Regions from separate parts of the Homo sapiens genome. Here region 1 is linked to region 2. The links are chromatin loops, found by intact Hi-C in ENCODE. Cell type or tissue: CD14-positive monocyte. All regions are shown on one strand. Links, peaks and the distances in the headings refer to the core of each region. The heading gives the core; the rest is flanking DNA. Region 1 overlaps FLT1 (fms related receptor tyrosine kinase 1). Region 2 overlaps FLT1 (fms related receptor tyrosine kinase 1).

Region 1 (5,386 bases), core at 279-5,278, 67 kb before region 2:
TTCTTATTTTGATGATGAATCTTTTTAAGAGGTGGGACATAAAAAATTCTGAATAGCCATTTCCTTGTAATTGTTGTACCCACCCGTTTAGAGTCACGGAAGGAAATGGAAGTAGTTGGAAGAGAAGCTTGTAGGTGGCAACATGAAAGAACTGTTAGCTGGTGGAAGCTGGAAGACAGGAGAGATCGTCAAATACGACTCTGACTCCCTTACATTGTCTCAGGAAGCTTAGACCCTTCAAAGCAGTATGCAAAAAATTCAGAAACAAGGAGCTCAGATGAAGCCTTTTTAAGCTGGGGTGTCAGCTCCAGCACTGTTTTTTTTATGAAGTTAGTTCTCAAGTGTTTATCCTAATGGGCCTCAGGAGAAACTTACTTAGATTCTCAGATTAATTGTTGCTCAGTAAGTAAGTGAAAAACCCATTTCTGTTGGCTTGGGAGTGTTTGAAATTATGGACAGCATTTATCTGCATCTATGAGTCATGTTTGGGTTTTTATTTAAAAGATTTTGATTTCATTGAACTTAGAGCAACCGAGAACAAGAACTGGGTTTCGTGGCAAGGGAAAATCAAGTCAGATGTATACATTTGCCACATTTAAGACCTGTGTAGGTAACCTGGGAATGGCCGTGGCCATTTTACAAGTCCCCAACAAATAGTCAAATAGGTCCAAATTTATGTATAATCAGAGAATAAAACTGAGGTGCCCCGAAGTGAAATGAATCCGGGTCACAAGATGGAGACAGAAATGTATTGAATTTTTCTTCTTTTGTGTGAATGACACCTTCCAAACAAGACACATTACTCGTAGTCAAGCCTGCCCCAGAAATCATGTCTCCAAAGCTTCTATTAAAATAGAAGCAGAAAACAACGTTGATGGGAGTTTACATTATTTCTTTGTTTCTGCGAACCTTTATGTATGCCTTACAATGCACCAGGCAGCATGCAAGGCACTTTACAGGAATTGTCTCATTTAATCCTCCCCAAAACCCTGTGAGATGGGTATATTACCCTATTCTACAGGTAGGACAACTGAGGTTCCGAGAGATTAGATGATTCACCCAAAGATGCAAAGGACCACAGACAGGCCTGGGCAGAATTTATGCTCAGGTGTGTCTGCCTCCGCGCCTATGCTCCTAATCTCTACACCAGATTGCTTCTCGCCTTGAGACTCTTTAAGTTGAATAACACAGATCTATTGGCAAAATTCTGTCTACACCTTTAATTGAATTTTTCCTTGAGAATACTTCCTTTAATCCGCAGAGATGGGTAACATAAATTAAATACTACTACTATTTACAGAAATACTAGTTGGCTTCTCTGATGACATTTTACATAAGCTGCAAGCTGCTCTTCAACTGTTGTTATGTGGTTTGAAAATATATTTGATAAATACAATGGTTATCACTAAAGAAGAAAAGTTAAAAATAAGGTGAAACATATCCTATGATCAGTTTTATTAAAATTTATCTCATTTCTAGAGTACTTCTCTTTCAGGGGATATATTTTTAAATTATAAATTCAAACATTTTCTCATTAAAAATAAAATTATTTGACAATTAAAATTTAAACTTTATAGGGCCAGAGAAAGGAGCTCAGGTGCAAATTGTAGATCAGTGTAGTCTGGCTGGACTAGAAGGCAGCTTTGCATGAGACAGTGAGTTTCAATGTCTGAGTCTTCTGAATAAAGGAAAAAATCTGTTCCTCAGTCCTTATATCCAAATACTATGGTGTTAAGGGAAAAAAACGAAAATAGCATCACAGTTAGGGCATGCAATATCAACTAAATACTTTCAAAGAGAAAGTAACCAAGAATTTGAGTTGTGCGTTTGAAATTATAATCATTTATTCTATAAGGTATGCAAAAATAAATTCTTAAGGATATCTACTTGTATTAGTGCTATAATTAGTTTTCATTTTCCACAATTGAAAATAAATGAAAGAGGACTGAGGAAGAGAAAAAAGCAGAAGTGCTGAAATAAAATTAGACTATTAGGCCTGATGCGGCGGCTCAGGCCTGTAATCCCAGCACTTTGGAAGGCAGAGGTGAGTGGATCACCTGAGGTCAGGAGTTCAAGATCAGCCTGGCTAACAAGACGAAACCCTGTCTCTACTATAAATACAAAAATTAGCTGGGCATGGTGGCAGGCGCCTGTAGTCCCAGCTACTTGGGAGGTTGAGGCAGGAGAATCGCTTGAACATGAGAAGCAGAGGTTGCAGTGAGCCGAGATCATGCCAAAATACATAAATAAATAAATAAATAAATAAAATTAGACTATCAAATTTTATATTAGTCTTAAAGGACTCATGCTTTCTACTCTTCATTTTTACTGCTTTTGCTTTTTGTGGTGCTTCCAGTTGCCTGGCCTGGCCCTCAAGGATTTACATGTTAGAGACAGATCCTTCAAGCCCATTCTCTAGGCTCTTTGGTATGACCCAGGAATGCTCATAAAACTATCAGCAAGTACTGTAAGTTTGGAGTTTTTCATGTTCCTTCCTTCCTTCCCCTTCACTAAGCATTAGTAATTCGTTACTACAATGTTGTTTGAACCTCACTGAATAGAATGGATGGGCTGATGTGTCATTCAGCCTAATTCCAGCACTCGTTTTTTAAACATCTATATATGGAACACTGATTTTAATCTCGGGATGTTTCTAATATAGCTTCCTTTCAAGTGTTTCACTGAGAAATAAAAGTAGATGTGTAAAGGTCATGGAAGAATCTAAAATTAACACAGGGTGGCACATTTGAGCCAACTGATGGGAAAACAGAACGTGAGATTTAGAAAAAATTGGGGTGTGTGTGGGAACTGAAACACAAGCTGTAATTCTGTGGTTAGGATTCTTGCTCCTGTCATGGATTTGTCTCATACAGGACACATTTCTCAAGGTACACTCAGAAGGATTTCAATGGAAATATTGCTAACACATTAAAATGGTAATGATTCTCCAACCTTACAGAATTAATGCTGTGATAACGTATTTCCTGTGTGTTTTTTCTAACACGGGGTTCCTTCTACTTCCTACTCCATATCTACAAACCTAACAGTTTGGCAACACCACTTAGACAATACGAAAGTGCACATTTGCTACTAGCAACTCCAGTTGATGACTCACTTTTCACAAATCTGGGCCAAAACTCGCCAATAAGGAAACTAAATTTTATTGTCCTCTATACCCTTCCTTAAGTTAAACAAAAAAATACAACAAAACAAAGAAAAAAAATCCAAGGTGCTCCAGCGTGAGTGTGATCGCTGCCCCACTGATCTGTGGAGTAGCATTGCTGGGCAGGCTACCATGTGACGGTGGATAAAGGGATCACCGCAGTCTAAGCTGGGACTTTAATTTGCTTTCTAAAAATGTATAGAAAATAAAAACAGTTTTAATTGTGAAGGAAAAAGCACTGCATATAATTCAGAAACAGCAAAACTTCCATTTTGTCACCATCATATGACAGATACATTTTTTCACACCCACAAAAAGATATATTAGTAGATGCTAAAAGTAAAATTACTAAATTCTCCTAAATTCAAGATATGAACTCAATCATTTTATTTAAAGTCTAATATATTACAATTACAACTGCTAATGGGATATGTACCATATATATAGATATAAAATATATCTATATATATAGAGAGAGAGACTTTGTTTAGTGTGAGTATTAAAAGTTTTTTCAGTGCAAACAATTGTTTAACAAAGTCTTCATTGTATATGATCACAATCAGTTTAGGGAATTGCATAAGGGTACATATGACATTCACTTTACTAAAGTAGTACTTGTATAGGGCTTTCTCATTATGTTATGTTATGTTACTTTACGTTACGTTACGTTATGTTATTTATTTATTTACTTTTTGAGACAGAGTCTCACTCTGTCACCCAGGCTGGAGTGCAGTGGCACAGTGTTGGCTCACTGCAACCTCCACCTCCTGAGTTCAAGCGATTCTTGTGCCTCAGCCTTCCGAGTAGCTGGGATTACCACTACGCCCGGCTAATTTTTGTATTGCTAGTAGAGACGGGGTTTTGCCATATTGGCCAGGCTGGTATTGAACTCCTGACCTCAGGTGATCCGCCCGCCACTTTGGTAGGTGATCGGCTTACCAAAGTGTTGGGATTACAGGCATGAGGCACTGCGTCTGGCCTTCATTATGTTATTTCATTTCATCCTTGTAACAGGAAGTACTAGCTAAGGCAAGTATCATTAGTTCTGTTTTTTTTGGAGGAAAGAACTCAAGCTGAGAGAGGTGAGCTGGTTTGTATGTGGTTATACAGAGAGGAAGTGTCGTAGTTTGACTCCAGGGCTCCTGATGGCAGGTTGGGTAGCACAAGTGCAGAGGTCTATATTTAAAATCTTCTGCGTAACTGTAAAATTACCAGACAATAAATTTGTTTTAAACCTTCATGGAGAAAATCTTGGGACGTTCTTTTATCATGGGCATGTTTTGATACTCCACCTCCACTGATTTTTATAGGTTTTTACATTATATATGGAGTCAAGTTGCCACTTCATGGTTTGGGTTAGCCAGAAACTTCACCTAGCTTTCTCATTTTTCATTTCATTTCCTATTGTATATTTTTGTGGATAGGATACCAAAATAGCACTAGAAGTTACCACTGAAATTAAGCTTATAAATTCTTGTGTTAATATCCGGCAGTTAACAGTACATCCTCCTGACATGGTCAGGAAAAAGCAAAATGAATTGACACAACCAATGAATGGCATCTTGACATTTTTCTAGTACTTTGTGACAACTAATTTGCTGTTCACTGCTAATAAACTGAGGTAGTTTCCTTATTAAAAATATCTGAAGGCCGGGTGTGGTGGCTCATGCCTGTAATCCCAGAACTTTGGGAAGCCAAGGCAGGCGGATCACAGGGTCAGGAGTTCTAGATCAGCCTGGCCAACATGGTGAAACTCCGTCTCTACTAGAAATACAAAACTTAGCCAGGAGTGATGGCGTGTGCCTGTAATCCCAGCTACTTGGGAGGCTGAGGCACAGGAATCACTTGAACCCGGGAGGCAGACGTTGCCGTGAGCTGAGATTGGGCCACTGCACTCCAGCCTGAGCAACAGAGTGAGACTCTTTGTCTCAAAAAAAAAAAAAAGAAAGAAAGAAAGAAAGAACAAATTAAACTTTCAAGTTTATATAACTTCCTCTAAGTATTTCATTAAACTGCTCTCTTATCAATAGCTATACATCACGGACTGTTTTAAAGTACTGCTTATTTCTGTCAGAGAAAAAGAGTTGTAAACCACCTACAGCTACTGCTATAGTTATAAAAACTTCCTAAGTGTTTAATAAGAGACTATTGGTGTTATCATATAAGCTATTGCCACTCTGACTAATTTCTACAGTGGCTTACTTGGCTATAAGGGCATTAGGT
Region 2 (5,386 bases), core at 283-5,282:
TGTAATCCCAACACTTTGGGAGGCCGAGGCAGGTGGATCACCTGAGGTCAGGAGTTCGAGACCAGCCTGACCAACATGGTGAAACCCAGTCTCTACTAAAAATACAAAAATTAGCCAGGAGTGGTGGCAGACGCCTGTAATCCTAGCTACGCAGGAGGCTGAGGCAGGAGTAATCGCTTGCCCCTGGGAGGCAGAAGTTGCAGTGAGCTGCCATTGCACTCCAGCATGGGTGAGAGATCAAGACTCCATCTCAAAAAAACAAACAAACAACAACGAAAAAGAACTGCCTCACTAAAATGTTAGTTCTATTGTACTACCTCCAATGCAAAGACCCAGTTCCTGACCTCACCAGAAGGTAGACCCACAATGTATATTTAGCTATTGATGCTGATGGTTGGTTGTTTTCTTTTGTTTTTTTTAAACCTGATTCTGTGCCTGAAGTGCCTACTAATATTGCTTTGTGTTCTCTACAGCCTTGTTTGTGTGTGTGCGTTTTTTTCTTTAATCCCCTCAAGATTTGAAAATTGGAACTAAACAAGGAAGAAGAAAGTGACAGGCCATTTTTATTATTCTTTCTCAGGGTTCCAATTTTACTGTGAGTTTCTACTTCTTAAAAGATTTTGCATTTCTCCCCTTTGAATGTTACTTCATTTGTTCATTCTCTAAGGAAGGAAGAACAGTATCATAAAAATTATGAATGAATGAAAATGATTTTTTTACGAGTACCATAAAAAATGAATCAAACATGATTCATTTTTGCCCTTTGCCCTTTGCACTGTATCTTGGTCAGTGCCAGTTCTCATGTCATTATAGTAGTTCCTCAGTGAACATGAAATAATACAACATTGTCCATTGGAACCAGTTATATAACACTCGAGATAACAGCAACATTGCGTTTATTAATTTAGTAGAAACAACAGTATTTTACAGTTCCAACATATAAGAGAATGCAGCTGTGTTAAATGACAAAAATCATGTATTCTATTTTGGGCTTCTCAATAACTAAGAAATAGAACTAAAATCCTTTTATTCACTTATTCATCCAACTATGGGCCACATACTGTGCTAGGAGCTGTGGGTACAGAGGTGACCTATACAGACCAGTCTCTCTCTTTGTGGAGCACATAGTGACTAACTGGGCCTTGACAATTCTGGTTAAAATTGACATCCACGAAAGTGTCTACAACTAGGATGGAATCTCTTTCCTAACCCGTTTCTTTCATACTCACTAGGAAAGCAACCTTTCCAATGGATCAGGGTAGATTTATGACTCATTTGCAAAGCAAAAGCAAACAGAATGTAGAAAATGGAAGTCTTACCACTAATAAATATATAGATTGCAGATTCTGTTTCCTTCTTCTTTGAAGTAGGTACAGCTAGATATTTGCAGCTGTAGAAGCCAGTGTGGTTTGCTTGAGCTGTGTTCAAGGTTAAAGTACTGCAGAATTGTTTGCCATTTCTTCCACAGGCAGATTTAGTTATGCTCAGCCTTTCGCTTTCCTTACTCACCATTTCAGGCAAAGACCATTTATGGGCTGCTTCCCCCCTGCAATCACAGATAAGAAAACAAAACATATTTATGGCTGGGCCCTAGGCTCAGCACCAGTTCCTCAGCATTCATTTTATTAGGAAGCGGAGGTCCTCTCTTAAGTGTAGTCATCTTCCTCTTTACGGGAAAGCAACACATTCAGAAAAGCTGTAGAACAATACTCAGAATAAAGATGCAGAACTATTTGGGCATCCCTTCCCCCATTTCCCTGAGTGAGTAATGCTCTCCCTTCCCCATGAATCCCCTTTCATGGGAAGCTGGATGCCTATGGTTTGCACTTTGCAGATCACAGGAGATCACTGAGGTCCCTACCTTTTTACTCTGCCAGGGAATGATTTTGCCTTAGGCATGGCAACTAGATTATTCCCAAACCAACACAGCCACTTACCTGCATTGGAGATGCAGTGTCTGGCCTGCTTGCATGATGTGCTGGGTGCCTTTTAAACTCAGTTCAGGATCTTTTAATTTTGAACCTGAACTAGATCCTGAAAAACAAATTTTTAAAATGTATTATTTGTAAATTGTCTTCTTACCTTTTTTTAAGTTATCTTTCCATGAAGGTGAGTTTTTCATTTTTAATTTATTTACATCTTTAATTTACTTGTATCTTTAATTTATAAGCAAAAGATACACTAATACAAATTTCTCTTAATTCACAAATTTTTTCTAGCTCTACCCTTGCTCATAAATATTATATATCCTTTTATACCAAATGACCTAAATAACATCCAAAAGCCTATTTATGTAGAATGGTAATGGATTCATATAGGTTCAATGAAATTATATTAAAATATATAACTAGTTATAATATTCAAATATGCAATAACTTAGTAAAAACTCTCAAGAATAAATGTCAGTGTCATCCAAAATATATTTTCAATACTGAACTTTTTCCAGTGTGGGTCATCTAGTCCTATAGGCCTGTCTCATCTTTTTTTCTGAATAAAAAGTACAGAAATTTTCCTGGGCTCTGAATTTCATGCAATCATTAGTTGAGCAATGATATTTTTGGCCAATCATTTCCCTTTCTGAACCAGTTTCCTCATTTGGAAAACTAATTATAGAATCAAAATCAGTTTTAGAAGACATTTGGTTTGTCTTACGTAATCTATGAGTTCCCTCTACAATGGTACAGTCAAAAGGGAACTGTTCACACGCTTACGTGACATTCGACAAACATCTCGGAGGATTGTTGTGAGGCAATAAAGTGAGGTGGTGAAAGTGCTTTAAAATCTACACATCTCCATATGATGCAATAATGACATCCATTTTAGTGACTAGCTGTATCACCCTAGACAAGTCATCTCTCTTTCCAGATCTCAGTTATCTTATCTGTAAAAAAGAGATTGGACTAGACGACCTTGAAATCTCTGACCTTCCATTTCTCACAGTCCCAGCCTGATATAGCTTGGATGCTGACCCTCCAATTCTGATGGTGAATTGTAATCCTCAATGTTGGAGGTGGGGCCTGATGGGAGGTGTTTGGGTCGTGGGGGTGGATCCCTCATGCATGGCATGGTGCTGTTGTTTAGATCTGATTATCTGAAAGTGTGTGGCACCTCCCCCCTTCTCTTGTTCCTGCTGCCACCATGTGATACACCTGCTCCTGTTTTGCCTTTGACATGAGTAAGGGCTCCCTGAGGCCTCACTGGAAGGCAAGCAGATGCTAGCACCATGCTTGTACAGCCTGGAGAACTGTGAGTCAATTATACCTCTTAATAAATTACCAAGCCTCAGATATTTCTTTACAGCAATGTAAGAACAGCCTAACAGACAGCCTCATGATTTTTTGAACCATAGGTGCTACAGAGGCTGAGCCTCCCTTGAAGCTATTACTGACCAATCAGAATACTATCACTAAGGATCTCTCTCGCCTCCTTCCTCCCCTCATCCCTCAGTCTCTCTTCTCCTTCTCCCTCTTCTTCACCAGCCTCCTCCTCCTCCCCTCTTCCCAGGCAGCTGCAATGCCTCCGAAAGGCAGGGAATGAGGGGCCCAGGATTAGCGTTCCTTAGGCGGGAATAGAAGTTAGCAGGAGAGAGGAAAGAAATTCTTGGAGGGAGGAAAACTTAGTATTTGGCACCAATCTCAGGGTATAGTTTTCTTTAAAAAATCAGTTTAAACAGTGGAAGCAAAGGTAGAAGCTCTAAGTGAATGGTCATGGAGGGTTTACCATTAGGTCACAGATCTGTGAGATGATGTGTGTGTCAAATACCCTGGTTATGCCCAGCAGTCCTCTCCAGCGTTTCTCTTGGATTTGACTATCTCAAAAACTGGATTCAGTTAGAAGATCTGCGTTTGAGGCTTAGCTTTTCCACCTACTGACTGCATGACCTTGGCATCACTTAATTGGCTGCTCCTCAGGCTCCTCGTGAGTGGAACTGGAAAGCCTACGAGCCACCTCACAGGCAGGGTGTGTGCATTCGGTGCTGTGCTGTGGAAGAGGCTGGCTTGCTGCCTGGCACGTGGCAGATGCCCACTATCACCAACATCTAGGGGAATCACTTCCCCTCCCCCTGCTTCTGTCAGAATATTTTGCTGGGTATATAATTTCAAAGATACTAAATTAACATATGCTTTTCTGGTATTGCTGATGATATAAATTAATATCTTTTAAATTTTTATTTTATTTTATTTTTGAGACAGAGTTTCACTTTGTTTCCCAGGCTGGAGTGCCTTGGTGCGATCTTGACTCACTCTGCAACCTCTGCCTGCCAGGTTCAAGCGATTCTCGTGCCTCAGCCTCCTGAGTAGCTGGGACTACAGGTGCGCATCATCAGCGTGGCTAATTTTTTGTATTTTTAGTAGAGATGGGGTTTCGTCATGTTTGCCAGGCTGGTCTTGAACTCCTGACCTCAGGTGATCCACCTGCCTCGGCCTCCCAAAGTGTTGAGATTAGAGGCATGAGCCCAGCCTAAATTAATATATTAAAAGTAATTTTTACAGACAGTAGATCCCGGTATCAAAGTACTCCTAAATAAAATGGCTGAATATTAACTAAATTAAAATCCCTGTTTCATATGGATCCCATTGGTCTATCAAACAACCTCCTAGATCAAGTCAACCCCTTCAGGTACCTAGGAATGTATTTTAACTCATACTTATCTTTATGAGTTTCTTGAGGCAACATGTGGCCCAAAATCAGGGATCTGTGGAAACGCCAGACTTTTCTAAAGCCACAGCCAGCAATGGATAACACCTGCCCTGAGAAACTTCCATGCCAGAATAGTTTCTGCCCTTCTTTATGGCATGGAACTCTGGGGATTTAATTGAGCAATTGTTCATGTGCTGGAAAAGATCCATCGAAGCTTCCTGTGGAAACTTCTGGCATTACTTGTAGTTATCTCTGTGGTCTGTCTGGAGATGCTGAGCGCTCCCGTCCAGGAAAAGAAGCAGTTCCCCTGTTTGTGACATCCCACTGCCTACATCTTGGTTTCCAGACCACATGAATCTTTCTTTATCAGCAACTTAGAACACCAGTACTCCTGACCCTCATCAGAGGAAACCGCTAACTTCAAAGAACCACCCAAAGCCCAGCTGAGAGAAGTGCTATTTATTTATTTATTTACTTATTTTTGAGATGGAGTTTTGCTCTTGTCGCCCAGGCTGGAGTGCAATGGCACAATCTCAGCTCACTGCAGCCTCCGCCTCCTGGGTTCAAGCGATTCTCCTGCCTCAGCCTTCCAAGTAGCTGTGATTACAGGCGCCTGCCACCACACCCAGCTAATTTTTATATTTTTAGTAGAGACGGGGTTTTGCCATGTTGGCCAGGTTGGTCTCAAACTCCTGACCTCAGGTGATCCGCCCACCTCGGCTTCCCAAAGTGCTAGGATTACAGA

Evidence for each region. Peaks named below come from ENCODE experiments on the same cell type or tissue, not always from the same donor. Only the 100,000 strongest peaks of a DNase experiment are listed, where the experiment ranks them.
Region 1: it touches region 2 in a loop (2.2-fold over the local background); 4 of 110 quality-filtered maps call a loop at or near these places.

What each region holds. Positions count from the first base shown.
Region 1 is chr13:28,398,951-28,404,336 of GRCh38, forward strand. The region is part of intron 11 of FLT1 (fms related receptor tyrosine kinase 1); the gene reads right to left. Among named protein-coding and RNA genes, the nearest start is that of FLT1, 93 kb to the right of the region's middle. In CD14-positive monocyte, for the core only: no CTCF peak of the experiment used is centred there; DNase peaks (open chromatin) are centred at 2,501, 3,091 and 4,231; H3K4me3 peaks cover 862 bases; H3K27ac peaks cover 679 bases.
Region 2 is chr13:28,465,584-28,470,969 of GRCh38, forward strand. FLT1 (fms related receptor tyrosine kinase 1) reads right to left here. Exons shown (of 30, transcript NM_002019.4): 2 at 1,938-2,034; 3 at 1,320-1,546. Among named protein-coding and RNA genes, the nearest start is that of FLT1, 27 kb to the right of the region's middle. RefSeq lists a silencer at 1,684-1,915. In CD14-positive monocyte, for the core only: no CTCF peak of the experiment used is centred there; DNase peaks (open chromatin) are centred at 1,228, 1,748, 2,718 and 3,128; H3K4me3 peaks cover 981 bases; H3K27ac peaks cover 2,194 bases.